Linked DNA regions of Homo sapiens: regions 1 and 2 are each linked to region 3. The links are chromatin loops, found by intact Hi-C in ENCODE. Cell type or tissue: Calu3. All regions are shown on one strand.

Region 1 (8,000 bases), 130 kb before region 3:
GACAAAGAAAGCTGGAGGAAAAACAGATTTGGAGGCAGAGATTAAGAGTTCACTGTGAGATGCCTCTGAGACCACCCAGTGGAAAGATTAAGAAAGCCATTGACTATAGAGGTCTAGAGCTTAGGAGAGAGGTCTGAGCTGGAAGTATAAATTTGGGAGTTGTGATAAATTCTTTGAGTAATGACACTATGGTGGCTGTGAGAATGTGCCTAGCAGACCTCTAGGAGTCACAGGACTCCCTTGATAGCCAACTTTGGCGTGAGGGCCTCCCAAAAGCCTTGCAATCCTCAGATTGCACAGCAGGCAGGGACCCTTGAACTCAACTTACCTTCCCTCAATCTGTCACTCAGGGTTAGACTTGCATGGTGGTCTGATGGCTTTTCTAGCCTTTCCCAACTCCTTCCCCATTACTCTCATCACTTTTCTCCTAATAAAAATCCATGTACATTTCACCCCATCTTGGTGGCTACTTCTCAGAGGACCCAGGCTAACACAAATCCCAATTTGTTCACATTTTCCTATATCCACGCCTTGGGTAGTCACTTCCTATACTGAATCTAGCTTGGCCATGTGACTTGCTTTAGGCAATGGAACAGTAGGAAATGTGACACAAGCAGAGAACTGAAAAAGGCTTGCTCACTGGGGCTTGCCCTCTCTCCTTGCTATTGTCTGAATGTTTGTATCCTCCCCAAATTCATATGTGGAAAGCTATTCACCATTGTAATGGTATTAGAAGGTGGGGCCTTTAGGAGGTGATTAGGTCATGAGGGTGGAGACCTCATGAATGGGATTAGTGCCCTTACAAAAGAGGCCCCAGAGAGCTCCTTACCTTTCCACCATGTGAGGACACAGCGAGAAGGCACCACCTATGAACCAGGAAACAGGCCCTTACCACGACTAAATCTGCCAGCACCTTGATATCAGACTTCCCAGCCTCCAGAACTGTGAACATCAAATTTCTGCTATTTAAGAGCCACCCAGCCTACAGTGTTGTGTTACAGCAGCTCAAACAAAGACACTTGCTTCTGAAACCTTCTGCAACTATGTGAAGACACCTGGGCTGGCCTCTCTGAGGACGTGAAATCGTGAAGAGAGAGGCTCCAGCATCCCAGCTGTCCCCCTGCCCCTGCCTCAGCTGATGACCCATAGATGTCAGTGAGGCCAAACCAGACCATCCAACTCCAGCCAGGCCAGCCTAGGACAAAGGAACCACCAGCCAACCCACAGAATTGTGAGAAATGCTAACTGTTGTTTTAGGCCTCTGAGATCGGAGGTGATTTATTATGCAGCAAAAGCTAACTGCTACAGGAGTGTGGGGCATAAAGATGATATTCAAAGCCATGGGACTCAGCTGGTCTGATCATGGATTTGTAGGTCCTGCCCTCATTCTCCCAACCCAGAACCTTTCCTAGAGTTCTTGCCATTAGCCAAAGCTCTTTCTGAACATTTATTTAGCACTTAACTGTGTTCTAGACAATATATTGAGGAGCTGTGGGTATACAGTGATAACTGAAATACAGTCTTCACCCTGGGGGGAAAGATGGGGGTTGGGGAGATCAGAGAAAACTCTTCTTTGATTTTCTATAAATTACAAATTGTTGGATATAAAGTTGGCAGGAATATGAAATCTGCCTGGATTCTTCCACTTCAGCTTCATGGCAACACTTTCTACACAGATATATATATACCACATACACACTCCGTAGTATTACTGCCTTCCGTCAACTCCCTGCTTTCTCTGAGAGGAGTTGGTGGGTACTCACTGTCACTTCAAAGTCAAGTGTTAAGGATCTTGTCAAAGTCATAGTTGGCGAGCACAATGACCCCATCATAGGGGAGATTGTACTGCAACAAAGGGAAGGAGAATCAGGATTTGCCAAAGGTTCCAGAGTAGCATCTTTACTTGTTTATATATTCAGTAAACTTATCAGTCACCTAAGGGCAAAGCATTGGAGACACATAGATAAAAGACACAATCCTCGCCATCAAGGATCTCAGCCTAGGAGAGGCTGACGGTTACAACACTACCTAAGGAGCACAGTGTCAGAGGTAAGCATGGGATGCCAAGGGAGTGCAAAGGAGAAGAACCCAGGACAGCCCAAAGGGATTGAGGAATCAGGATGAGCAACTGAGAGCCAGGCCCACGTGGGGTGGGTGAGGGCAGGTCAGGTGATGAACGTCAGGGCAAAAGGGAGGAACAAGAGTCACAAATGACTCCCAGATTTCTGTCTCGGGCAACAGGACGGAGGGCGGTACCATTTGCTGAAAGAGGCCATGTGAGAGGAGGACAAGATTTGGGAAATGAAGATGGGTTAGGTTTTAGACAAGGTGAGTTTGAGACACTATGATGTGCTGAAGTATAAACATCTAGTATTCAGTTGGAGAGAAATCTCAAACTCAAAAGAGAATCCTAGGTTAGAACAGAAATTTGGAAGTCACCAGCATACGAGCGGTGGCCAAGGCAAAGGGAGGGATGTGTGGACCATAAATAGCTGAAAGGGCCAGGGTGGACTGGGAAGCACCTGTGTTTAAGGATCAGTCACTCAGTCCCATCTGGAGGAGGAACTCAGCCAGAGCTAACCACAGGAGAAACTGCCAAGCAGTGGGAGCACCCATGAGACACCATAAGGTATCCAGGCCTCCTTCTCAGGGCTGTTCCGCTCTCCTCTCAGCAGTCTATTGTGAATGGCCAGGACAGGAATTAGCACTAAGAGCACCAAGATGTTACTGATTAGTAACAGATATCGTCAGAAATATTTGCATTTTAATTAGGGGTCCAAACCTCACAATAATTCTGGTTTCGAAGTCAAGACTGGATTCAAACTCAGGATCTACCACCTACTATGATCTCGGGTTCTGCAGGCCTTTCTGCTCATCTATAAAACAAGAATGACAATTCCTGTACCTCAAAAAGCTGTACATACAATATAACTAGTTTCTGGGGAGTTGTTAAACGACTTAGCATATGAAAAAATCGGAAATGAGGCGCTGGGGAAGGAGCTGGGATTGGCAGCGGCCTGGGTGTGGACAAATCCTCCAAGATTTAACTTCCAAGGAAACCGGCGGCGGAGCGGGTGGAGGAGGCGAGGATGTGTGGCCAGTGCACGCGGAGTGCAAGGCCGTCTAGTTGGGAGCCGCAAGAGCCTGCCTGGTGTGGCAGGCACACAGAACCCAATCCCTGTCTGTCCCCTGCGGCCTGGGAGGGGAGCGCCGGCCTCACCAGAGGAAGGAACAGGAAGGGAGGAGTTCCGAGAGGAAATAATTAGTGAAATATTTGCAGAAGATGCTGGGATGTGGATTTAATTCCGGATGGACAGTGGTGCTTCTGATTCCCTCAGTCTGTTTCCCCACCCACGATCTCCTATTTCCTTGGCCTAGACACACCAAAAATAATTCAATAAAATAAAAATAAAAATTTAAAAATAAATAAATAAATAAATAAAAATAAAAAACTAGTTTCTGGCACATGCTGGATGCTCCACACTCAGTTATCCTTCTAACAGGGGTTCCCAAACTAACGTGCATGAGACTCCCCTGGAGGGCTTGGCCCCGCCCCTAGAGTTTCTGATCCAGGATGTCTGGGACTGGGCATGAGAATTTGAATGCCTAAGAAGTTCTCGAGGGTGCTATGTGGCTGGTCCGGGAACCACACCTTGGGACAGGATGTTCTTCCTAAGGACCCCTCCCATGTGAGTGAATAAACACTCCATGTACCCCCAGACTGGTCTTGTGGCCCTGGGGAAGGGCCGTGAGGTCTGAGCTCTAGGGTCTAAGGGCAGGAAGCATGATAAACCCAAAGGGAAGTGAGGGGCAGGGACACACACACAGCCTTCTCCCTCAGCTGTCACACAAGATGTCTCAAAGGCTAGAAGTTGAGTGATTCACACCTCCGTGTTTGAACAACTGTGACTCACAGCTCTGGGTGCAGGAGGTGGGCTGTGTTGACTCAACTCTTCCGGCAGGCAGGTAGCAGGGAGAAGGGGAGCAGGTCTGCAAAGTCTCAGTCAGCAGTCCGCAGAGTGGACTGAGAGCCCCTCTGAGCACGATGGGCTGGAGAGAAGAGAGAGCTGTGGCAGCACTGGAGGAAGGCAAAGGCTATGAAGTCTGCATCCTGTGCAGCATGGGAAGAACAGCCACCCTCCCAGATGCAGGAGATGGAAGGAGGCCTGGACGTCTCTTCCCAATTCCTGCTAAGCTAACCTCTGTCCGCTCTGGGTTAAGAAGACCCTGAAAAGCAAGAAGAGCAACCTGGAACTTACTCAAGAACACTACTCCCTCAGTATTGCCTGTCCCTCTCCATCCCTCTGTACCCTGTAAACCCAGGGAACCTCCACTCTCCCGGGGCTTCATGGATGCAAACCTCCAGGAAAGCCCAGTAGTGGCAACAGTGGAAGGAACAGGATCTTCCTTCCACAAAGGCCTGTCCTAGGCATCATCTAATTTATTTCTTAAACATTTCCTTTGAACTCCCGATTTACATTTATAATTTAATTCATCCTACATTCAGTACTATGCTAGGTACTGAAACTGCAAATATTAATTAATCACAATGCTCAACCTCAGAGAATTTTGCTCAATGAGATATAAAATGTGCTGCATTCATTTCATAGTCTCAAACACTTCTGCATACAATTTAACTTATTCCTCATAATAGCCATAGAGAATCTGTGATATAGATCCTATTTCATTTTTATCATTCTGATCTTCGGCTTAAATATCACCTCCTCAGAAGCCTTCCCTGATGTTGCTATCTAAAGTGTGACCCTGTTACTGCCACATCACCCTCTATTAATTCTCCAAATGCCATTCATTACGGTCTGATTTTTTTTCTAAATCTACTTATCTATGTATGGTTTCTCTCTTCCTACAATATAATATAAATTCCACAACAGTATGATATCTGGCTGTCTCGTTCATTGCTCTATTCCCAGTATCCTAGTCAGTGCCTGGCCCAGAACAGGACCTCAGGACACATTTTCAGAAAGAGGGAAGAGGGGAAAGGTGAGTAGAAGAAAGGAAAGGGAAAGCAGGGAGAACTTAAGTGATTTTTCACCCAGTGACAGAACTGAGCTCACATAAGGGGCTTTGCCCCCCAAGCCCAGGCTCCTTCCTCTCCAGTCATCATGGGAGCTGCTCTGGACCAGGGCTCAGGTTCTGAGGTTGGAAGGCTGGCTTTCCTTGCCTGGATGAACCTAGGACTCTCAGACTTCAGCACCGAATAGCTCATTAACCCAGAGTCTGAGATCCAACAAAAAAAGAAGGCGGAAGTTGGATGTGTGTTTACCTGTCATTATGAATCCCTCACTAAGGAAAGGGTGGAACTTTTTTGTATTTAGGATCATTACTTTCAAGAAAACATCAATCAAGGACTAAATAAGTCAAGAGTAACTCAATTTACCTTCTTTTCAGAAGCAGAAATATAAAATGTTCCTCACAGCTTTTTAAATTAAGAACAAAGAATAAAATTCCTATTCAGTAAATATAGCAAACAAAAAAATCCTATTGTATGACTAGTAAAGGGTAAGAGAGGGAGAAAGATAATAGAAGAAGAGAGAGAAGGGAAGGGAGACAGAATCATATGACAGTCAATGATCCTAACATGGGAAGGGGCCTCAAGTGGCCATTGGCTCCAGTTCCCCTTCTCTGAAAGACAGTTCTGTGCCTGTGTATTAATAAGTGGAGACCCAGCAGGTTTAAGTGCTTTTCTTGTGGTCATATAGCTAGTATGGATTGGAACAAGACCAGATCCACTATGCCAGCGTCAGAGAATATATAATTTGATAAAAGAAATACTTTATTAAAGTACTGGACTTAGAGCTAGAAACCAATCACTTAAGAGAAAGAACCATGCATCTTTATTTTCTCATTCCTTCTGGAAAAAGCACATGTACACATTTGGTTCATGAGAAAGGGGAAGGAACCCCAAAAGGCACTTAAGAGAGGCATACACACAGATACTCTCTGCAAGACAGCAAGGCACAGAGAACTACTTTGATACCAAGTTGCATTTTTGCAACTACAGTGATATTTTCATCAATAAGAGGTGTGGCCATCGGTGCAGCCCTAGATTTTTTTACCCAGGTTAGAAATTATATGAAAACTCACAGGGACGGATGCACTCCCGTGCCATACGCAGTTGTGCCCAAGACAGCATCACACCTTCATCCTGGTGCTCCCAGGGGCTGTGCCCTCCCTCAGCCCCATTCAGCTGCTGCTGTCACTACCAATCCTGTACTGAGAATCTAGAGCACTCTCTCTTCACCCCAAGCCCAGACTAGTGTTTATGGAGGAAATTTTATTTTTCAACTGTCATCCACATAGTTACAAAGGCCCTGTGATTCAGAGACTGAATCTGCCACAGCAATAACACATGAACATAAACGGGAAGGCCTTTCCTTGGAGGAGCCCCATTCTATAACCTCATTCAGTGCAGTTACCCCCAAGTCCATGCATGTATTGCAGACAATAGAACCTTCTTGAATCCTCATGTCAGGGATGAGGATGACATTCATAACACCAGTTTTCCAGGTTACAATGAGAAAGGTACCACACATCTTCGCTTCTGCCAGGAAGGTACTTTATTTGCACATAAACAACTCTAACTATTTGTTACAACTGTTTGTAAAAATGGTTTTGCAAGGGGCTTTTTGGTTCTGAATGGCTTTATAGTTTGTAACATGTATACTTGGTCCAATGGCCTAGTTCCAGGCTCTCCCCACACTGTCAGCACCAGGAGGACAAAGACCATGTCTCTCCTTCTCCCTTTGTCCTATCTCTCACCCCCACCCTCTTCCCCCACTGCTCAGATAATCATTCAGGGCATATTGTAGATGGTTGTTAGTATACTATTGTATTTCCTGCTTTTCCCAATTCTCCCTCACTTGTTGGGAATGCAAAGTAATATATGCCAGCATCTCATCTACTCATCCCTGACCAGCTGAGCTACCCAATTTTTCCAGACCAGAACTGGGCTGAGGCCTGCCTATAGGAGACCAAGGGCAGTCGCTGCTCCACCCAGAAGGTTTCTTCCATGGCCCTCCATCTAACTCCTGTCCATAAGCCCCATCTGCCCCGCCTACCCTCCCCCAGTAGAAGGGAAGAGAAAAGGCGTGGTTCTGCCTCAGATTTACAGAGCACAGAGCAGAAAGCCACCCTGAATTGTGGGACTGCTGAAGCTAGAAAATATCCCAACCTTCATTTTCAGACAAGTTAAATGAGGCCCAACTAGGTTACCGATTTGCACAAGGTCACATGGCTTCTTAGAGAGGCTGAGTTGGGTAGAAATGAAGTCTCCCACGCAGTACTCTTTAACTACCCTATCCTGACCCAATCTCCGTCCTGCCTCCTTTCCCCCCAGCCATGCTGTTCTTGGTCTGGTAAATTATTGTGCTGCAGGGTAAGTGGGAATGACAATGCCTAGAATTATCTACATGAGCCTCTATTTTTGCCTTTATGATAGAGAGGATCTGAGGGACCCAACCAACACACTATCAACTAGTGATGGTCTGGTTCCCCTACTAGTCTACAGAACTATTTCTGGGGAAGCCAAGGAGTGAGAAGGCCTTTTCCAATCTAGGCCATGGTCAGTCTCTGAGACAACTGGATTCACCTGACTATGATCCTGAGAGAAGCAGGCATCAATAACTAAGGTGCAGACAAACCCTGAAAATCAGATGGTGACATGCGCTCTGCCTTTCCATTAGACAATTCCACCACCCCAGGTAGGATTCATGAGCTCACTGGACTGGGATCCAGAGGTGAGATCCCTGTGGTGAGATCTAGGTTGCCAGGCAAAAAGTGGAAGACACACAAAGTTTGGTTGTTCATCCCTTCCAAATCTCATGCTGAAATGTGACCCCCAGTGTTGGAGTTGGGGACCTAGTGAGAGGTGTTTGGGTCATGGGGGCTGATCCCTCATGAATGGCTTGGCACCGTCCTCGAGGTAATGAATGCATTCTCTTTCTATTAATTGCCACAAGATCTGGTTGTTAGAAAGAGCC
Region 2 (8,000 bases), 61 kb before region 3:
CATTGCTAGGAAAAGAATTTAGCAATATCTTCCCTACTTGCACGTCCATTTGTAGGCTCTCTGCAAGAAGAAAAATATGGCTCTTTTTGCCCGACCCCATAGGCAGTCAGACCTTATGGTTGTCTTCCCTTGTTCCCTAAAAATTGCTGTTATTCTGTTCTTTTTCAAGGTGCACTGATTTTATATTGTTCAAACACACATGTTTTACAATTTGTACAGTTAACACAATTAGCACAGTGGTCCTGAGGTGATGTACATCCTCAGCTTACAAAGATAACAGGATTAAGAGATTAAAGACAGGCATAAGAAATTATAAAAGTATTATTTGGGAACTGATAAATGTCCATGAAATCTTCACAACTTACGTTTGTCTACCGCGGCCCCAGCCGGTCCCTCCATTCGGGGTCCCTGACTTCCCACGACACCTCTCCCTTTATTTTTATATAAATGTGCCATGGCGATGAAGACTTCTTCGTTCTCTCGGTTTTGATGCAAGATTCTTTGACTGGTCTGGCACACTAAAAACAAGCCGATTAAACAGAGAAACATGATTCCAAAATGTACTACAGTGGAGCCCCCAACAGACTTAATCCAAGTCGTGGGGTTTAGTCCAGAAAGACTTTCTGCCACCTGATCTAACGCATCAGCTCCAGGCACAATGGGTAAATGAGCTTGAGAGGCTTCAAAAATTTGTTTCTTTAATTTAGTTATGTCCAAGGATAAATTATCTTCCCTACCCAGAAGGTGTCCTTTGACCATTTCCCATGAATGATCAGTCTTGTTGTAGGAATATGGTGTGACACAGAAATCAGAAGTATTCCAGTCACACTGCATTTGCATGTGATATTCAAGACTCATTCGCCGATCTCCAAGCCAAATAACAGAATGTCTTAAATCATTAATTTGATTAGCTAATTTTTGATCACTGCCCTGTTGAGAATTCCACATTTGGGTGGAATTGGCTTGCCAATCATTAACAAAATGAGTCATTTGAATAGATTGGTGTAATGCCACTCCAGCAGTGGTGGCCAGTGCAGTGACTGTAATTAGGCCCATGGTCACAGTCATTAAAGTGAAAACAAATCTCTTAGATCTTCTGAGAATTCATTGTAATATTTCATTAATTAAACATACTGAGGGGAAAGATTCCCAAGGTCTGGGTAAAGTTACCAGTATCCAGATTCCTTCTCGAGCTCGAATCAACATTACACTTTTCCTGAAGTCAAAACGGGAATTAACACAAGTGTGTAAATGACAATTAATGCATTGGACAGTTTGATTGTTTGTCCAAATTTTGAAATTTCCCACTAACAGCATGTAAGGAGGCTTAACACAACTCTGTATAGGAATATTCAGGCTGGAGGTAAACAAAGCAGAATGTTTGAATCTACATTGATACTGAGGGAGAGGAGCGGTGGTGGCAACGCCCAATGTTCTCCACTGTAAAGAAGCAATCCGAGGTGCCCGGGGATGCCAAAGAGGTAGAGTTAAGTCAAAAAGAATTATCATAGAGAATTATCAGAATTATCAGTCAAGAAGAATTATCATAATGCCAATTGGAGTCCCATAAAGGAGGATCAGCATCAAAAAGAGGAAAAGCGTTCAAAGGAGATTTATCACGGGGTTCAGAATCACGGATGCAAGGGGTGGTAGTGGGGACAACAGACAGAAAAGTTTCCCCATCCCATACTCGCAGTCCAGACATGGCAATAGCCAGTTTCCAAAGTTCTGGGTGTTCTGGGCTCAGAATGGGAAATATAATATGAGGCCTCAGGGGAGTAATGCCCTTATCTTCCCATTTTAAGGGAAAGAATGAGCTGAACCTCCTATGCAAAGTAGGATGATGATCCTTGTCCTCCCAATAAGAAATAAAATAAGTAGACTCCAGGCATTCCCTCCCACCAGAGGAGCAATTGTTTTTTAAATAGCCCTTTGGTGCCCAGTCTATTACTAAACCATATGAGTCATTTTTTAATAGTACTGCATGTGAGTTAACACAAGCTTCCCAAATTTAAGTTTTAGATGGGCCCTCAAAATTTTTAGGACATGGTTTTCCTACAGGTTTATATTGAAAGTATGGGGTATCTCCTATTACTCCCCTTTTCATTTGTCTTAAAGGAGAAAGGGAGAGGCCAGAGACCAAATGTCCCTGTTCCCCTGTAGCTAATCTCTCCAGAAGATAAGCAGCCCAGACTTGAGTTTCTAGATGGATCCAACCAGGTGCATGTCCAAGGCACAGAGGAGGGTATTTATAACCCATAGTAACATTAAATGCAGTGTTTTCTTCTGGTTGAGTGGGGAAACAGTCATCTGTAGCTCCAGGCATCCACACACTATCGTTAGTATAGATTTCTGCAGGAGCATCCATCCAGGGGAGAGGTCAAATAAGTGGAGGAAAAGGCACATAAGCCCAATAAGAATAATTTTGTTTAGCAGGTAAATCAGTATGAGGGCAAACTGGTGAGACAGAAAGTATAAGGAGGAGAATTATTAAATAAAACCTATTGTAAGTGAGATCCAGTGCTGAAGGAGGAAGAGAACAAGGGGATGTTATTTTTAAGCTAATAGAAATGGTAAGATTTTTAGGTTCGTAGGGAGAAAAAGAAAGGCAATTAGGAGAAGTGGGATTAGTTAGAGGGGTCTCCGTTGCCATTAGGGAGGATTGAATCAGACTCTCTTGATTTGGCATGCCAGTTTCTGAGGAGTCGGCACAGATCTCACCAGGTATGAGGGCGGTCTCTGATGCAGATGTCTCTTCCCTGTGGTTTTCATTGTTAGTATTCACATGAAGTTTCAGCCTCTTAGTGGGCACCCAGACAGGGGATTGATGATCTCCTGGTGAAACGTAAACATAACCTCTTCCCCATGTTATAATTGTTCCAGGTTCCCAGGTATTGGTTTGGGAGTTTTTCCATAACACTGGCTTGCCTTCGTTTAGGGAGAATTTTTTGCCTGTGTAATGGCTTTCAGCTGCGGTCAGAGTATTGTCTTTAGGAACATTTAGAAAGTTTAAAGTAACAATGCTAAATGTAATTGGGATTGGGGAGTGGTTAAATTATGGTTTTGTTGCTCAGACTGTTTGGACAACTGAGTTTTTAAAGTGCGATTGGCCCATTCCACCACAGCCTGTCCCTTAGGATTGTAAGGGATTCTGATAATATGGGAAATTCCCCATTGTTGCATAAATAAATCAAAAGCCTTACTAATATATCCAGGGGTGTTGTCTGTCTTTATCTGATATGGAAGCCCCATAACTGCAAAGCAAGAATACAGATGTCTTTTTAACATGGGGTGTGCCTTCCCCTGTTTTGCAAGGAGCCCAAATAAAACCTGAAAAGGTATCCACAGAAACATGTACATATGAAAGTCTGCCAAAAGAGCTAACATGAGTCACATCCATCTGCCATAAATCATTAGGAGTTAGGCCTCTGGGATTAATGCCATGTTCCTGATTTGGAAGTACAAAAACTTGGCACTGAAGACAGCAGTGGACAATAAGCTTAGCCTCCTTCCAGGTGAGAGCAAATTTATCTTTTAATCCAGCAGCATTGACATGAGTGAGATTATGGAACTCGTGAGCCTCTTGGATAGCAAAAGAGACCAAACAGTCGGCCTTATGGTTACTAGCAGACATGGGTCCCGGTAAAGTGGTATGAGATCTAATACGTGTAATATAGAAATGGTGTCTACATTGGTGAACCACCTGTTGTAACCTTGAAAATAAAGAAGCCAATTCGGAATTATTAACATGTTTGATAGTAGCAGTTTCTATATTTTTAGTGGCATGTACAACATAAGCAGAATCAGAGACAATATTTAAAGGTTTGGGGAAATCCTGTAAGGCAGTAATTACAGCAATTAACCCTGCCTTCTGAGCAGAGGTATAAGGGTTAGAAATAAGCTTGTCTGTAGGACCCACATAACCAGCATTTCCATTACTGGAGCTCTCCGTGAACACTGTAACGGCCTCAGGAATAGGCTGATCTTTGGTCAATCGAGGGACCACCCAAGAAGTCATTTTTATAAAATCAAACAATTTGTTTTTTGGATAACGATTGTCAATAACACTGATAAAATCAGCCAAGTGAATTTGCCACAGTATGGAATGTTGAAAAGCAGCCTGAACTTTGAGCTGATTTAAAGGAACCACAATTAAATTCGGATCAAATCCAGAAATTTTAAGTATTCTACACCGAGCTTGTCCAATTAGGGTGGCCATTTGGTCCAGACAAACAGATAAAGTTTTTGACACAGAATGAGGAAAAAAACACCGTTCCACTAAATCATTATGTTGAACTATTAGCCCAGTAGGGGAGTGCAATGAAGTGAAAACCAGAAGCTGAAAAGGCTGAGATGGCTGTACCCTAGACAACTGGGCAGTGTGGATTCTTTCCTCCATGAATTCCAGTTCCAGTGAAGTCTCAGGGGTCAAAGTCCTGGGACTGTGGAGATTGGAATTTCCACACAATGTAGAAAACAAGTTAGACAGCGCATATGTTGGAATGCCTAAAGTAGATCTTAAATAATTAATGTTACCCAAAAGTTTTTGGAAATCATTTAAGGTTTTTAAAGAATCTCTCCTAATCTGAACCTTTTGAGGTTGAATACATTCTTTATTGACCACCATTCCTAAATATTGAACAGGAGTGGTCTGTTGAATTTTATCCTGAGTGATGTGTAAACCAGCCTCTGTAACACGGTGACTCAAAAATTGATAACAGTCAATTAATTATTTATCAGTGGGGGCAGCAATTAATATATCATCAATATAATGAAGCATATAGGCCTGGGGAAATTGAGCTCGAACTGGAGAAAGCACCTGTCCAACATAAAGCTGGCAGATGGTAGGGAGTCTTTAAGATCAATAACTATGAGAGGCCAATTCTTAGGTATTAAAGCAGGGGCAGGCACGCCAGGTTGGATGGCACCCATAGGTTTAATTACAGCATTAATGGCCCTTAAATCAGTTACCATCCTCCACTTGCCTGATTTCTTTGTTACTAGAAACACAGGAGAATTCCAGGGGGAAAGAGAAGATTCCACATTTCCAAGTTGTAACTGTTCAGAAACCAATTGAGTTAAAGCCTCCAGTTTTTCTTTAGAGAGTGGCCGCTGCTCAATCCAGACAGGTGCTTCAGATTTCCATTGTAGGGGAACAGGATTAGGAGGCAAGCAGTGGCCGTCATTGAAAAGGATAACCTAAACCAGCCCTGTCTTCTTTTACAGTAACTTGAAGAGCTTTAGTAATTCCTTCATGTCTTGGACTGAGACCAAGTCTGGGAACAAACCCCATGTTTTCCATTATATGCTGACTGGGAGCACTGTAAGAGTGATGTGGAATATTAATTTCAGCCCACCTTTGTGCCGGCAAATCTCTACCCCAAAGATTAATGGGGATTGGTGTGATATAAGGCTGAATTGTACCCTTTTGACCATCAGGGCCAGTGCAAGGCAAGATAAATGTGCTCTGGTGAACTTCATCAGCTTTTCCAACACCTACTAGTCCCACGTTAGTGGGATGTTTAAGCCAGGAGGAAGCCATAAATTAGAGGAAATAATAGAAACATCAGCCCCAGTATCTATTATGCCCTCAAACTTTTTTCCTTGAATGTGTATGGTGCAGGTGGGCCATTGTTTAGAAATTACATTAATCCAATAAGCAGCTTTTTCACTGCTGGAGCCCATCCCAGGGCCCTGTGTCTTATCTCCTTTGTTTAAAACAATATTAGGTAGTAAAAGTGATTGAGCAATTGACTCACCAGCCAGAATGGAAACAGGAACCTTGCAGACACCATAAGTTTAATCTCAACAGAGGAATCAGAATTAATGAGACCAGTATGAACTGTGATCTTAAAAGCTAACATACGAAGGAGAATACCTTGAGTGCACTCATCAGAGACAGATTTTTCAACAGCATCTTGTAATTTACCCATAAAATCAAGATATAATTCATTGTGACCCTGTTTAACAGTAGTAAAAGAAACAGGAGCTTGGCCCAGGGCACTTAATCTATCCCAAGCTCTCATACACACCTTTGTTACTTGTTCCATGGTGAGAGCATCAAAGCCTAATTGGGCGGTAGTGTGAGAGTAATTATCAGAGCCTGTGAGCTGAGCCTGAGTAATTGGAATGCCATAAGCCCAATTTAGCTGAGCCTGCAGACGGGCCTCCTCTGATCACCAGATACAGAATTGTAAATGCTGAGATGGAGTTAGAACAGCTTTTGCCAAAAGGTCCCAGTCTCAAGGAAGCAAAATGAACTCAGTACAAAGGGTCTGTAATACCATTTTAACATATGGAGAAGTAGGACCATACTGAGTACAAGCATCCTTGAATTCTTTTAAAAAGGTAAGATTGAGCAGCGGATATCGATGCACTTATACCCCTTGAGCATTGGGAGGTTCCAGCACAACTGGATAAGCCCATGCCTCTAATCCACTTGTTTCTTTGTTCTAGTATAATAAGCGTTGCATGGAAGTTTCAAGAACAGGCACATGAGATGGAATCAGCATAGAAGTGACAGAAAAAGTATGTGTAGATAAGGGAAACTGAGGTTGAGGAGGTCAGACCAGTATGAGAGCATGAGAAAGGGGCACTGGAGGAGCAGAAGAGGCAGAAGCATACTGGTGATTATTGTCCCAATCCTGTGCAACCAGAATGACAGGGGTGTCCCTGCATGAGGAAGGGTACAGAGAAGCAGGTTGAGTGAATGGCAAAGTGACCAGTTGAGGGACCGAAATAACAGGAGGGTGAGGGGCTGTGGTGGACGGGGGAGGGCCTGCAGAATTACAGGTAAATTGTAGTCTGGTCCCGGAGCCATCAGATGGCTCCGGAGGCAAAGGCTGCAAAGGTTTGGAGAGGGAAGAGTTAGCATAGATATGGTCCCAGGCTGTCCAAGTCAGGGCCATGGGAGCTACAAGTACTGGCTTCTCGTGAAAAGAAATAAGATCATCAGGGGGTGATGTTAAGCCAAAGTCACCGGAGTTAGATATTGAATCTTCAATATCTTCAGGTGGGTGAGGAGTAGGCAAACGGAGAGGCTGAGCAGATAACGAAGGCTGAGTGGGAGAGGGAAACTGAGGAAGAGGTAGAGGGTTGCCAGATTCAGAAAACTGTGGTAACTGCAGGGGGTCACAGGATTGGTATGTCATTAGAATGGCATGTACCAAGGCCCAATCACCCAAACAGTGACGGGAACATAATTTTCTGTCAGGACCAGTTCCCGGAATTTTCCACCAACATGATCCCATAGTTCCACATTTAACATTCCCTTTTCAGGAAACCAAGGACAGTGTTCTTCCACCACCCTGGATAGGGTGACAATATTTTCCATGGGTACCCGAACTCCTCCCTGTTTTAACAGGAGTTTAATATAGCAGAGATAAGCATAATGTTTAGACTCCACATGACCCATAGTTACCCTGGACAATACACAGACAACTCACCAATCGTCAGGGAGCTGAACAAGCGTTTCTGTGGACCGGACCGATGAAAGTTTCTCCGCACCTACCAAAAGGAATCAGGTTCCCACATGCACTTAGGAAAAAGAAAACCACGTTGGCATGCCAGATACTGGGGGAACCCGCCCCCAATATTTCAATGTAGGTTCTTTCTATTTTCCGTAAGTGTCAGCCAGCTGAGAAATAAAGAGAGACAGTATAAAGAGAGGAATTTTACAGCTGGGCCACCGGGGGTGACATCACATATCAGTAGGACCATGATGCCCACCTGAGTCTCAGACCAGCAAGTTTTTATTAAGGGTTTCAAAAACAGAGGGGATGTAAGAACAGGGAGTAGGTACAAAGATCACACACTTCAAAGGGCAAAAAGCAGAAATACTAGTAAGGGTCTAACAAAGATCACATGCTTCTGAGGGAACAGGACAAAGGGCAAAAGCAGAACTACTGGTAAGGGTCCAACAAAGATCACAAGGCAAAGGGCAAAAAGCAAAACTAATAATAAGGGTCTATGTTCAGCGGTACGTATTGTCTTGATAAACA
Region 3 (8,000 bases):
AATTCCAAAGTCATTTCCACATTTTTGGATATCTTTTCAGCAGCACCCCACTCTACTGGTACCAACTTACTCTATTAGTCTGTTTTCACACTGCTGATAAAGACATACCCAAGACTGAGCAATTTACAAAGGAAAGAGGTTCAATGGAGAACTCACAGTTCCACGTGAGTGGGGAAGCCTCACAATCATGGTGGAAACAAAGGAGGAACAAGTCACATCTTACGTGAATGGCAGCAGGCAAAAAGAGAGCTTGTGCAGAGAAACTCCTGTGTTTAAAACCATCAGATCTCATGAGACCCATTCACTATCACAAGAACAGCATGGGAAAGACCTATCCTGTGATTCGATCATCTCCCACCCAGTACCTCCCACAACACATGGGAATTATGGGAGCTACAAGATGAGATTTGGGTGGGGACACAGAGCCAAACCATATCACAAGGACATTAAGTTCTTCAAGAAGTTTTAAGGATATAGCAGAGTCAGCTTCTAGCAACAGTAACAGCAAACACTTATATAGGACATACCAACACAATTTCTAGGGAGGTAAACAGAATCCTACTTTGATTAAAGCTTGGACAAAGACAATGAAGAGGCGACTCCCAGGACCTCAGGTGGTTAGATCAGGAGACTCTTAGCTCAGTTTTGCAAACAGAGGGCCTCCTTTGGTTTTCCCAGTCCATCAATCCCATTTGAGTCAATGCTTGTTAGGGAGCACCAGCCATGTGCAAGGCACCGTGCAGGATGCATTGGAGCTGGAGGCCAGGGAGTGGATGGAAAGGTAAAGAAGGGCACTCCAGACCTAAGACATTGCATCGTGTGTTTAGAGAAGGCAGAGTGGTCAGCAAGGCCAGAGCTGAGCTCACAGGCAGGTGATGGAAAACAAGGGGCTGCAAAAAGAGTCCAGGACTGACACTGACATGCTCCAAATGCCAACCGAGGGATGTGTGCCTTAGCCCCATGGTTCTGGAAACCCCCAGAACGCTATGGACAGAGGTTGCCCCATGGACACTGGAGATCCTGTCTTGCTCACAGCCATCTCCCTCGTGCCTGGAACAGTACCTGGCACGTTTATTGATGGAAGTAAAGAATAAACGAATGATTTACATTGGAGAACATACTTAAATGTAGAGCCTGTGGAAGGACTAAAGACAGGAGGACCCCATTAGGAACTCACAGCAATATGGAATCCAGGAGGCAGAGGTTCCAGTGAAACGAGATCGCCCCACTGCACTCTAGCCTGTGTGACAGAGCGAGACTCCATCTCAAAAAAAAAAAAAAAAAAAAAAAAAAAAAAGAATTCACAGCAATCATCCAGGTGAGAATTGACCAGGGAAATCAGTGGTGATGGGTACAGAGAGAAGAGCACACAATCAATCAACAGTGAGGGTGGGCACAATAGGACTTATAGACTAATGGGATACAGTGTACAGAGGACAAGAGGTGTTAAAGACACCTGGCCAGTATCCTGATGAATGAGGGAGAGGGGAATGGGCTGCTTGGGAGAAGAAACCTGTAGGGCTTGGAGATGTGAGATGCTCCAGGCCCACCCTGGAGAACAGCATGTGCATCCTCCACCGAGCAGATGTTGTGGGGAGGAGCTAGCGCGGGTGGTGAGAAGCAAATAGCGTGGAAAGTAAGAAAGAGCATGGTTACTGCAGCCTCCTGCAGAGAGCTGACAGCCTCCCTGCAGCTCTTTTCTCTGCTCACCAGGCCATGTAGCCCCTTACTCAGGGACACAGCCCTAGAGACAGAGGAGTGGCTGGATAACAGGAAGGGAAGCAGGGGTGCAAGGGAGTACAACTCGTGGTGGCAGGGTGTAGTGCCAAGCTGGGGCCTGTGGCAGCAGCTGAGGTGTCAGGGAACACAGAAGATGTGAGGACAGCCCATCTCACCAGTGGAAGCTCACAGGGAGGTTTTCAAGCCGCATCCGAGCTAGGGCTGGCAGGACCGAGGATGGATTCTATGTTTCATGGAGAGAGGACCAGGGTGGCTCCTTTCCCATGTATAGGCATATGTTTTAGGTTTGGGTGATGACATCATTATCTTGGTGTTCCCTACACCCTGTTCCAGAAATTTTGAGAAGCTGGGAGGAGCCAGGGACCTGCTCATGTCTGTGATACAGACCCCACCCCTAAACTGTCCTCTACAGATATACAGCCAGGGCAGGGGGCTCCAGGTGCCCAGGGGATGTGCTCAGGGTGATCCTCCAACAGCCAGCCCTCAGACGGCACATGGTTCCCAGGAAGGACTTTGAAAAGCTGAAATCTCAACCAGCCATGCAGGCTCCTTGGGAAGGATCCGTGCAAGGGTCCACAGGTCCACCCTCCCCAGGCTCACAGAGAAGGCCCAGGCTGAAGGGTGGACCACATGTTTCACTCGCACAGGACTATAGCTTTGGGTTTGAAAGGGACACACTTATTGAGTACCTACTATGTGCCAAGCTCTGTACTAGACACTGGGGATACAAAGATAAATGTGACATAGTCCCTGCCTTCAAGGAGTTCGCAGTTCATTGGAAAAAACTGACATAAAATCAAATAATTAGAATGCGTAAGGCCATTCTAAGGATTAAATGTAATTAATTGTAGTTAAGTGGGAGACAACACTAAGTCATTTAATCCTCACACGAACAGCCTGGGAGAGGTGGTGTTGGCCCATTTTACAGGTGAAGAAAGTGAGGTTACATTGGTGAAATCACTTGCCTCAGGTCATACAACTAGGGAGAGACACTGCCGGCGGAGTGCGGGAGCACCACACAGCCTGGTGAGAGTCACTTCTGGGCCTCTCTTCCCAGCTGTTTGCTCTGTGGTATCTCACTGGTGGCTTGAAACCTACCAACAGATGGGTCACAGAAATCAGCAAACACTACAAAGCAGGTGACAGCCTGGATTCAGATTCCAGTTTGAAACTAAAGACTCCCTCCAGTCTCCCCTAGAACATTCTCTGATTTGAACCACCCACTCCTTCTAAAAAGTCTGCCTCCCCAAGAGACTCACAGCAGCTTGCCCTGGACAAGACCAAAAAAGACAATGGATGTGGTCCGCCTTGGGAGTCCCCAAGGGCTGTGCAACAAAGTCAAGTCACCGTCCACCCTTCAGCTCTGAGCTAGAATCTCAGCAGACACATCTGGGCCAGGTAAGCCAGTGGGCCTGGGATGGGAGGGATAGAGTGGACCAAGAGGAAGAGGCGGCTGCGAGGGAGAGCGCGTTCATTTCTCTAGAACGCTCATCTGGAGAACGTGGTTAGTGTGATTAGTTGAGTAATCTCTGTCTCCCCCACCAGGTCCACAAGGACAAGGACTGTGGCTGGCTTCACTAACCACGGTAGTGCAAGCACCACACCTGGGCAGCAGGAAGCCCCGCACCAAGATTTGTTGAGTGAATGAATGAGGTAGTGAATGAAGCAGGAGGCCATAAACGCTGAGGGTGTACACCTGCCTCCCTCCCGCATCTCCTACCCACCCTATGAGGAGGGAGGGGAGGCAGCAGGAGAGCTGGGCTACCTGGGGTAGAGTCCAGGTTCTGCTACTTACTAGGTAACCTGTGCCTCTGCGTCCTCCGCTGTAAAACGGGGTCTGTGGGGTTGTCCTGAGAATTAAATGAGTTAACATTTGTAAAGTACCTGGCACGCAGTAAGCGCTATATGTGCTAAACAGATAAGGAAGATACCCCCGCCCCCCAACCCTCCACTCCCCAGATCACTCTGTGGGCAGAGACCGTTTTCTCCTCTGCTCTTCCAAGGTAACGGTTCAGCCCGTTCCACCCCGAAAGGGTTTCCCTGGGGAAAAGAACCACCGCCTTGTCAGAGCTCCGAGCGTCCTCCCCTTCCCCACACCCCGTCCCACCTCCAGCGTCCCCACCCACCCACCTCTGTCTCTCTGTAAGTGACCCTGAGCCTCGTCCAGCTCCGCCAGGCCCCCAGGCTCGCGGAAGGGGCCCCAGCAGCCCCGCTGCGGGCTGGGGGTCCGGGAAGCTGCAGGCTGGACGCACCGCCCCAGTCAGCGCCAAGGCCCGGCCCGCACGCCGCGGGCGCCACCCAGTGGCCATCTGCGGAATCGGCGGCGGAGGCGGCCTACAAGAGCCTGGAGGCCCAGAGGGCACCCGGGGTGACAAAAGGGAGAGAAGGTGGAAGGAAGGGCGTAACACCGAAGGGACTGCTAGTCTGTAGGTCATAGAGCAATTCATTCAGTCCAGGAACAGTGATCCGTGGGGAGGGCTGCACGGGCGCCGGTGCGCAGAGCCTGCAGGGGCCCTTTTCTCTCTGTGGGTTAGATATCCCCGGCCCCAGGTGACCCCTCCTGTAGGACAATCTCTGGCATGAGTCTGAGGTTCCTGCTCCTGGAATCCCTGGCTTCCCTGTGCCAAGCGCATTACACCCACAGCGCCACAGCTCTGGGCTGATGAGAAGACAAAGACGGGACTCTACACCCTGACGTTGGAGAAGCGCCTCGCTCCCTGGCTGAGGTCTCTGGGGAATAGCATTTGGCGGAGACTCCAGGTTCTAATCCCAGCTATGCCCTGACTCTACGTGTGCCCCAGCCCATCTGTGCCTCGATGTTCCCATCTGTGGAAAAATGATGATAAAAATAAAAAATCTACCCAACCTCCTTTCCGGAGGTGGGGGAGGTGAGGCTTGCACGAAATAATGCTGACGAAAGCATTTTGAAGACCAAAAACCATGGTATTCCAAGTTTCTGATCTGTGATAGCTTTAGTAACCAGGTGAATACAAGAAATTACAAATACACTTACTTAAAGAGTAAGCCCCTCAAGTTCTGACATTAAAAACTCAAACAGGAGACTTTTGTTTGGAGGGGAAAGAAAGGAGCATGCAGTTGAGATCCAAAAATACGAAGTTCCATATGGGAAATTTAAATGATCTTAAGGATTTTACTATATAAAATTTAGAAGGCAGCTCACTCTTCAGGAAACCAGTAGAACAGACATTACCATCCCCAAAGACATTTGGAGGACAAAGGAAAAGCCAAAAGTTAACTAGGATCCTACTTGATCTACTTCAAAAGCACAATCACAGAACCTCACAGTGACCTAGGACATCCCAACAGCCACCAGCATCTATTCAGAGTGCGCATGAACACCTCCACCTGCCCACTTGTACAGGGCTATTCCTTGTACAAGAACAAATCCACCTGCAGACCCCATTCTGATAGCCACAGCAGTGGAACCCAGGCCCCTGACTATTGGCCCAGTATCATAAGAATGAAGCTGTCCCCCATTTCAGAGTTCAGACCTGGAATCTCAAGGCAGGATGAGAATTGACCCCAGAGTGAGGGAGAGAGGCACCCCTGACCCAACCTCTACCCCCGAAACAGAGCAGCGAGCCAAACAGCATTCCCTCACTGACTGGGTACCATGGGTAGCAGCTGCGGGGAAAGCGAGACCACCTGCTTCAGGAGAGAGGATTGGGGCAAGCTGAGCAGGGGCCCAGCACCTGGCAGGGCAGACCCGAATGAGGGATTTCAGCTCCTTTGATTAACACATCTCCTCAAAGTCCTTTTTATTTTTTTTATTTATTTATTTATTTATTTATTTATTTATTTATTTTGAGATGGAGTCTCACTCTGTAGCCAGGCTGGAGTGCAGTGGCGCGATCTCAGCTCACTGCAACCTCCGCCTCCCGGGTTCACACCATTCTCCTGCCTCAGCCTCTCAAGTAGCTGGGACTACAGGTGCATGCCACCACGCCAGGCAAATTTTTTATTTTTTGTAGAAACGGGGTTTCGCCATGTTGGCCAGGATGGTCTCGATCTCTTGACCTCGTGATCTGCCCACCTCAGCCTTCCAAAGTGCTGGGATTACAGGCGTGAGCCACCTCACCCAGCCCCAAAAGTCCTTTTTGACATGCAGGGTCCTATGCAGATCCTAGCAGCCTCCTCCTCCTCCCTTCCCCCTCTCTTACTGTCTTCCTTCTAAGTAGAGAGGGTCACATACACCATCACAGCCTGTGTACTTCTGCTTCACCGTGTTTTTTCCCCAGTTTGTTCTGTTTCTCAGGCTTTTCTTCCCCCTTACATCACATGGTGCCACACAATATCTGTTTCCTCTGTGGTCCTCCAGAGTGCCAGAATCTCTGGGAGTGAGCTTTGACAGACATCTCCTCTGAGTTCTCCAGGCCCCGTGGGTTGTTGGATTTTACTGAGCTCCACTGTCTAAGTGCACTCGCACAGAGGCAGGCAGAGGGATGAGATGCCTAGCAGCCAAGTGGACAGCACTCTGATGTCAATTCTCACCCTGTTTAGAAGTTCCACGTCCTGGATTCTGAGGTGAGGGGCAGACCCAGTCTCATGGTAGCAGTATTGACTTCAAATTAATTCAACAATTCCCTGTTGCTCTTACTCTGGCTTCAGCACTGTGCTGGGTATTGGGGGATTTCAAAGGCAGGATGAGAAGATCTCAAGACTCCCTCACCTCGCCTTTCATTCTGACCCAAGGAAGAAGAGCACTCATCTGGTTGGTCAGATTTCAGGACATTGACATATTTGAAGTGGGTGTAGTCACTATGCATAAAAGATAAGCTGAGGACGTAGCTGCAGAGGTTCTCTGTTCACCCAGCAGATGCACTTCACTGGCCCAGGCTGAGGCATTGTCCTTGTCCTTCCATGTGGCTGGCCAGAGAACAAGAAGAGCAGAGATTTGGGGAGAGGAAGGCCCCCATACTCAGCCCAGCTAACCCCAGTTCACTGCATGGGGTTTATGGTCCAAGCCCAGCTACGAGTAAAGGTGATTCTGCTTCCTCCTCTGTTCTTCCTCTAGGGCTCCCTTTGGGACTTTGCAGGCAGTGGTTGCTAGAGTCTAGGTCTGCCTGGATGCCCTAGCCCTTACACATGGCTTAGCACCTCAGTACTGCCAATAGCTTTGATAAGGAGCCATCACCCTCCAGCTCAACAGGGAGGCTAGCGCAGTGCTGAGGGAGGAGGGAAGAGCTAGAATATGATTTCATCAGGGAGTTGGGAAAGGCTTCACAGAGACAGCAGAGTTTAACACTGGCCTTGAAAGACACATAGGATTCCATAGAAATTTGGAGGCAAAATTGACAAATGGGATCTAATTAAACTAAAGAGCTTCTGCACAGCAAAAGTAACTATCATCAGAGTGAACAGGCAGCCTACAGAATGGGAGAAAACTTTTGCAATCTATCCATCTGACAAAGGGCTAATATCCAGAATCTACAAGGAACTTAAACAAATTTTCAAGGAAAAAACAAACAACCCCATCAAAAAGTGGGCAAAGGATATGAACAGACACTTCTCAAAAGAAGACATTTATGCAGCCAACAAACATGAAAAAAAGCTCATCATCACTGGTCATTAGAGAAATGCAAATCAAAACCACAATGAGACACCATCTCACACCAGTTAGAATGGCAATCATTAAAAAGTCAGGAAAAAACAGATGCTGGAGAGGATGTGGAGAAATAGGAACACTTTTACACTGTTGGTGGGAGTGTAAATTAGTTCGATTGTGGAAGACAGTGTGGCGATTCCTCAAGGATCTAGAGTCAGAAATACCATTTGAACCAGCAATCCCATTACTAGGTATATTCCCAAAGGATTATAAATCATTCTACTATATAAAGACACATGCACACGTATGTTTACTGCAGCACTATTCACAATAGCAAAGACTTGGAACCAACCCAAATGCCCATCAATGATAGACTGGGTTAAAGAAAATGTGGCATATATATACCATGAAATACTATGCAGCCATAAAAAAGAATGAGTTCATGTCCTTTGCAGGGACATGGATGAAGCTGGAAACCATCATTCTCAGCAAACTAACAGAGGAACAGGAAACCAAACACCACATGTTCTCACTCATACATGGGAGTTGAACAATGAGAACACGTGGACACAGGGAGGGGAACGTTACACACCAGGGCCTGTCGGGGGGTAGGGGGCAAGGGGAGAGATAGATTAGGAGAAATACCTAATGTAGATGATGGGTTGATGGGTGCAGCAAACCACCATGACACATG

Evidence for each region. A loop is a pair of places that touch in the nucleus more often than their neighbours do. Peaks named below come from ENCODE experiments on the same cell type or tissue, not always from the same donor. Only the 100,000 strongest peaks of a DNase experiment are listed, where the experiment ranks them.
Region 1: it touches region 3 in a loop (2.7-fold over the local background); 6 of 110 quality-filtered maps call a loop at or near these places.
Region 2: a loop joins it to region 3, with 2.3 times the contacts of the local background. A loop is called at or near these places in 2 of 110 quality-filtered maps.

Annotation. Positions count from the first base shown.
Region 1 is chr1:181,321,085-181,329,084 of GRCh38, reverse strand. It overlaps a transcript of CACNA1E not described here. Among named protein-coding and RNA genes, the nearest start is that of LINC01699, 89 kb to the right of the region's middle. In Calu3, no CTCF peak of the experiment used is centred here; a DNase peak (open chromatin) is centred at 3,914.
Region 2 is chr1:181,246,652-181,254,651 of GRCh38, reverse strand. No RefSeq gene overlaps it. Among named protein-coding and RNA genes, the nearest start is that of LINC01699, 14 kb to the right of the region's middle. In Calu3, no CTCF peak of the experiment used is centred here; a DNase peak (open chromatin) is centred at 3,421.
Region 3 is chr1:181,186,094-181,194,093 of GRCh38, reverse strand. No RefSeq gene overlaps it. Among named protein-coding and RNA genes, the nearest start is that of LINC01732, 16 kb to the right of the region's middle. In Calu3, a CTCF peak has its summit at 4,051 (motif pointing left); a DNase peak (open chromatin) is centred at 4,043.